Regions from separate parts of the Homo sapiens genome. Here region 1 is linked to region 2. The links are chromatin contacts, found by Hi-C or POLR2A ChIA-PET in ENCODE. All regions are on one chromosome and are shown on one strand. The core of a region is the stretch at or near the end of the contact, and the rest is flanking DNA. Distances in the headings are between cores, read along the strand shown. Region 1 holds the start of RFK (riboflavin kinase). Region 2 holds the start of ANXA1 (annexin A1).

Evidence for each region. Hi-C counts contacts between places; a loop is a spot of excess contacts on that map. ChIA-PET counts read pairs that join two places held with the same protein, here RNA polymerase II (POLR2A). Pooled maps may share reads with other maps.
Region 1: a loop to region 2 is called in a map of CD14-positive monocyte, with 13 times the contacts of the local background. The contact joins the promoter of RFK here to the promoter of ANXA1 in region 2. A Hi-C loop is called at or near these places in 2 of 168 maps with a recorded cell type or tissue (CD14-positive monocyte and CD4-positive, alpha-beta memory T cell) and 12 of 50 pooled maps. POLR2A ChIA-PET finds 5 or more read pairs at or near these places in 1 of 52 experiments (activated T-cell).

What each region holds. Positions count from the first base shown.
Region 1 is chr9:76,392,603-76,395,745 of GRCh38, reverse strand. It overlaps RFK (riboflavin kinase), which reads left to right and starts at 1,320. Exons shown (of 4, transcript NM_018339.6): 1 at 1,320-1,656. The coding sequence starts at 1,575. It also overlaps a transcript of GCNT1 not described here. RefSeq lists enhancers at 662-901, 1,079-1,373, 1,236-2,049 and silencers at 1,182-1,241, 1,262-1,341, 1,382-1,871.
Region 2 is chr9:73,150,447-73,153,535 of GRCh38, reverse strand. It overlaps ANXA1 (annexin A1), which reads right to left and starts at 1,671. Exons shown (of 13, transcript NM_000700.3): 1 at 1,612-1,671.

The DNA.
Region 1 (3,143 bases), core at 71-2,570, 3.2 Mb before region 2:
TCATTATTCTTTGTTTAATTCCGTATAGATAAGTAACTGACCATAATTGCTTCTTTGGGTCCTTCTCTCCCTTCCCTTCCCTTTTCTTCCCTTTCACTTTCCCTTCCCCTTTCCTTTCCCTTCCCTCCCTTCCTTCTTCTTCTCTAGTTCTTTTAAGGGGTGAGGGTGTCTCACTGTGTCGCCCAGTCTGGAGTGCAGTGGCGTTATCATAGCTCAGTGCAGCCTCGACCTCCTGGGCTCAATCAATCCTCCCGCGTCGGCCTCTCAAACTACTGGGAATACAGGCGTGAGCCACCAAGCCTGGCCTAGAACATAAATTTAATATCAGGTAAATCTTATCAGAGATGCATACATGTAAGGTAGAAAGAGACTACACGGTCTGCACAGAATTTTATACAAATGTATAGAGCAAAAAAGAAAAAAATTAAACTTCTCTGGATTCCATTGATTAAAAATTTAAAAAAATAAATAAAAAACTTCTTTGTCTTCGAGACGTTAAGAGGATGCACCTTCTTATAACCTTGCACCCTGCATATCCTGTGAGTGAGCCCAGAGCTACTTCCCTAGGAGCGTGCGTATTTACAGTTCCGAGGGTACGAAGGCCTCTATCTGCATTGCAGTAGAGGGACGGCCTGTTATCGGGCTTGTGAAATTGTCAAGAAGACAGCCTGGAGGGGACAGTCACCGCCCATGTCGGTAACCTTCCACTAGTCTCTGGGGTTAACAGCGTCACAGACAGGGACTTCTCCCTTGGAGCTTACATTCGAATATATTAATAACTCCAGAACGTGGTCAGTGGTCCTGGAGGACGACCGCTTCTGGTAGGGCGGCCAGGAAAAGCCTCTGTGAAGAGGCGATCTTTGAGCTGAATTTTGGAGCTTTAATAAATACTTAAAGAGCGAACGGAACGAGCGATGCCTGACGTTCAACCCAGCGGTTGCCAAGGAGCTAAAGAGCGTCTCACTTTGGCTTCCGGATTGTTATGAACAGGAGGAAGGAGAAAAAAAAACCAGAATTGTTCGAGAATTGTGCTTTCGCGGCTCTCAGGCTGAAAACGGGGTTTCCACATTAGTTCCCATCGCCAGGGGCTGAAACGAAGCCCGGGATCCAGACATTAGGCGCCTGGGGCGGGAGCCTGCAGCGGGAGCTTGCGGCGGGAGCCGGGCGAGGCAGCGGCGGGGCGGGGCCATGATGGGGCGGGGCTACGGAAGCCGAGCGGGCTCGAGGCGTTCGGCTGAGGAAGGGAGCGCACGCCGGCGGCGCGGAGGCCGGCTCTGCGCTTCGGGCCGCCCCCTCCCCCCACCCCGCTCACACCCGGCACTTACTTCGGCTGTCTCCGCTGCCCTCCAGCGGAGACGCAGCTCCTCAGGCGCCCGGCGGTATTTGTTGGGTCGGCGGCGTCAGGGATTCGCAGTGGCCTGTGGTCGGCGTCGTCCGGCCACTGGTGCGCCCCCGCGGCAGGCAGAGCTCACGCTCCTGTCCCCCGGCTGGTCCGGGGTCTGGGCGCCGCGTCGACGGCGGCTCCGCAGGACGCGCAGACCGGGCCGCAGCCCATTCCCCGAGCGGACTGCATTATGAGGCACCTGCCTTACTTCTGCCGGGGTCAAGTGGTGCGGGGCTTCGGCCGCGGCTCCAAGCAGCTGGGCATCCCCACAGGTGAGAGCAGGGCGGCCAGAGTCCCCCGGGCCGGGTCACGTGGGGAGCGGGGAGAGACGGCAGCCGGGGACTTGGGACCGGGGCGTGGGGCCTCCGGACCGCGGGCAGAGAGCACACCCTTCCTCCTCCCGCATCCCCTTGTCTGTGGCGGAGGACCGTTGGCTCGGTTGAGGGAGCTTGTCCCTGCTTCTGGCTCCGAGCTCCGCGGGGACGGGGTTGAGGGGTGGTGAGGGCCGGAAGCCCGAGATGAATCGCAGGATTCCCCGTTCACGCCTCCTTGGCCAGCCAAGGTACAGTTGGTCAAGCATTGCGCTTGTCTTGCCCATTAGAGACGTAACGTGGGCCAGAACGGCTGAACTCGCAAGCCGGGTCTAAGGTGGTTTTGTTTTTAATTTGTAATTATGTAATGTCCAAATGATAACATAGGTAGTTGAATGAGAGTCAGCTAACCTTCTTGGTCTGTCTACATTAATTTCAATAATCGAGACCTGACTGTAATTCATCCTTAGAAATACATGCCAGAGCTGCGTCTTGACTTGTTAAGTCAGCCTTGAGCTTGTGTATTTGAAAAATAAGAAGCTTTGGCCGGGCGTGGTGGCTCACGCCTGTAATCCCAGCACTTTGGGAGGCCGAGGCGGGCGGATCATCTGAGCTCAGGAGTTCGAGATCAGCCTGGCCAACATGGTAAAACCCCGTCTCTGCTAAAAATACAAAAATTAGCTGGGCATGGTGGCGCGTGCCTGTCATCCCAGCTACTCGGGAACCTGAGGCAGGAGAATCGCTTGAACCCAGGAGACGGAGGCTGCAGTGAGGCGAGATCGTGCCACTGCCCTCCAGCCTGGGCGACAGAGTGAGACACCGTCTCAAAAAAAAAAAAAAAAGAAAGAAACTTTTCAGGTGATTCAGTACCTGGTTAGGAAAGAACAGATCTGAAAAAATCCATCTACTCTGGTACTTGTTTTTTGCATCCTACTCAAAGAGTATGGATTTTTTTGGAGAGCTTTATATACTTACCTGGTACTTTATTCATAACCTATTCACATGAATAGGAGAGGGAAATCTGAGCCGGAAAATGGAAGGATGGGATTGATACTTACAGGCAAAGTTGTAGGAGTCTTGTGAATGTAATGATTTACATTAGCCTTGCATGTGATTTTTACAAATGTTTGTTTCTTATTATTATTTTGAGACAGAATCTGGCTCTGCCACTCAGGCTGGAGTGCAGTGGTAGTGCGATCATAGCTTACTGCAGCCTCCATCTGCTGGGCTCAACTGACCCTCCTGCCTCAGCCTCTCTGGTAGCTTAGACTATAGGTGCAGGCCACCATCCCCAGCTAATTTTTTAATAGAGGTAAGATCTCACTATGTTACCCGGGCCGGTCTCAAACCCCAGAGCTCAACATGAGCCTCCTGCCTTGGCCTCTCAAAGTCCTAGAATTACAGACATGAGCCACTGCACTCGGCTACAGGCATTTAATACGAAATTT
Region 2 (3,089 bases), core at 422-2,921:
AGATCCATTTACAGCTCTGAAGTGCCAATCTTAAATATTACTTCAAGTAGATGAAGATGAAGAAAATTAGCATAATGAAGGAAGGCATTATATAAATTGGATTGTTCTGAGCTTCCTGATGAAATTCTGTCCAATTTTAAAGGAAAAGGAAATAGTTGACTTCAAAAAACTGTTTATAGTTTATCATTGAAAAATAATAGGTCTGCTGGTTTACCTCTGATTTGAAATGTCGTAAATTAATAGGTCTAGAGAGAGCTAACGTCATATTCAGAAATCAACCTTTGCAGACCTTCTGGTTGAAAAAGTATTTAATAAGCATGAAACTCTGGCTGGTTCCTTAATAATATTATTATTAACTATTTTGTCAACATCTGTTAAATGTTGGCTATGTGCTGGATGTGGTTGAGCCTGGAGCTAGGGTGTTACTGTCACTTTTGGGGAAGAGGCCATTTCAGAATTATGAAACCAACATTTTACCACATTTGAGTCATTTGCAATGTGCATTCTCTTACAGCTACCAAAATACTCCTGTGGAAAGAGGGCAACATTGCTTTCTCAAAGTTTTTACAATCTTTTAGATATAACCAAGGCAAGAAAAATTCCATCCTTGTTAATTAGCTAGCAGTGAACATAAGAAATCAGAACATTTAATAAATATTTAAAATGAACGAACAGAAAAATTCTTGAAGGAACATGTTTAAGAAAAAAATAGCCAGATACATGATTTGTAATCTCACTTTTACAAATATATCCAACACTAGTAAATACTCTTCTTTAGTTTTGCTTTGTGCTTTTCTAAGGAGTTTTATGGCCATTAGCTCATGCAACAATCAAGTGGAATAGCTGTTGGAGGGCCTCACTGACATTCCCCTAGGATAATGTATCTGACACTACCCAGAAAGTATTTCCCTTCTTTTTAGGTTTTCCAGCCAGCACTTGAAAAGACTGTATATGACACAGAGCCTACAAGAAAAGGAATGTGGCCACACCCTCTTTAAATGAAAAAAGTAATAAGCGGACCTTCTTATTTTAAATAGCATAAGCAAATATAACATATATTTTTAAATGTTTATTACAAAGAGCATGATTAGCACTTTGAGGTCTGAATCTATCTTGTTTTCCTTACAAAAGAAGAAAATAAATTATGAAAGTCCTACTATTTTGAAACAGTTCCCTGCAGCCCACTCCTATCACTTTTGTTCTTGCCCCCAAAAAGCAGCCCCCATCACGATTTCTCTGTAAAACACACAGCTCTTGGGAAGAAATATTTCAAGGGGAAGGAAAGGAAAAACACATTCTTTTAAGGCTACCAGAGGGAAAGCACATTCTTCCCTTCTTTCTCATGGTAACTTACCAAGAGTACAATGAGCCAGTATTAAGCAAACTTATCTTATTTTTACTTGTATTTGTTAACTAAGTAGAACAAAAATATTGTAATTTGTGATTCCTAAAATATAAATATCCAATGTAATTCTACAGAAAGATTTATGAATGACTTATCATGTTAAATGCAACTAACCATAAATCCTGTAGAAGCAGTAACATTTAACATAGTGATGAGAAAAGTTTTCAAAACAACCAAAACTAACTAAAAGGAAAACCAAGACTTACCTTTATCTCTACCTTCTTGCAAAGAACTAAAGAGAAATTCTTCTCTGAAGATTTCACACTGGCAGTGGAGACTTGGGCTTCTGATTTTATAGGATTTTAAAGGAAGCCACACCTAGCAACCAGAAGTTAGTAATTGGCTGCCTTCTGTTTGAAGTACATGGCTCAGCTATGTCCAAAAACAAAGTGAAACAAGTCTTGCAAAACTACTCACTAAACCAATTCAACTGGCATTACAAAGGAAAAGAAATGGAAGGGCTGATTTTTCCTCCCTCTTTATTTTGCACTTTTATTTCCAGATGGGATATTTATTTTGCACTTTTATTTTCAGAGTATACATCTGCCCCAATCCTAATACCAGTGATTGGCACACTTTTGTAGTTAAATAGGTTGTAGACTAAAAAGTATGTTACCTTCAAAACTAAACAAACCAACAAACAAAATATTACATTTGAATTCCACCTCCATCACTTATTATTCTGTGACTTTAGGGACATACTTAATTTTTCTGAACCTGTTTTTACTTTTGTTTTGTTGTCTTTTTCCCCCGCTTTTTGTGGAGAATGGGGTCTCGTTATATTGCCCAGGCAGGTCTCAAACTCCTGGGCTCAGGCTATCCTCCTGCCTCTGTCTCCCTAAGAGTTGGAATCACAGGCGTGAGCCACCATGCCTAGCTGTTTTTACTTTTGTATATAGGAGCATTATCTAAGTTGTCTACCCACTAGAATTCTTGTGACAATGGAGAAATAACATATATTTGTAAATTTTAACATTACACAGTGCCGAATAATTTTCTATTTATATTTTTCTTGCCTTAAAAAATAAACGACTTTTGTTCCTAGATATAGCTTGTTGTTATAAATAAGAAATATAGAAGTAATAAAGTTCCAGATTGGCTCAAAATTTTGAACAAAGGTAATGCCAAAAATTTGATCATTATGACATTCAATAAAAGCATTGACATCAGAAGGCCTATCTACATTAATTCTTTTAAATAGAGTCAGTTACATAGAACTATATATATAAACTGTAATATAGATCAGTTATATATACATTTTGATACACATCTTTGACATTGTAGACTAGTTGAACACCAAAACAAGGAACTAGACCTATAAAATGAAAGGATTAATGGAGCAGCAACTATTACAGAACACATTCCATAAGAAATTTCCCACCCAATGGAGGAAAATTGGTTCTGGTAACTTCCATAGTGGTTCATTTTCATTCTTCTTTAAACCCTACAAAGTATTATATGATGTTTCCATTAAAGTGCACAGGTGTAAAATCTCACAGCATTATGGCTCAATTTATGCTGCATTTAGTGGTTTGTTCTTTTTCCTCTTTTCCTCATAGATATTTCACATAAAAAACATGAAGTTTAGGAAGTTAATGAAAATACTTTCTAAAGATTGGCAGTATTTTATAATACATTCTAAGTGCTCGATGCCAATATCAATGAAGTCAACATATCCTGAAGT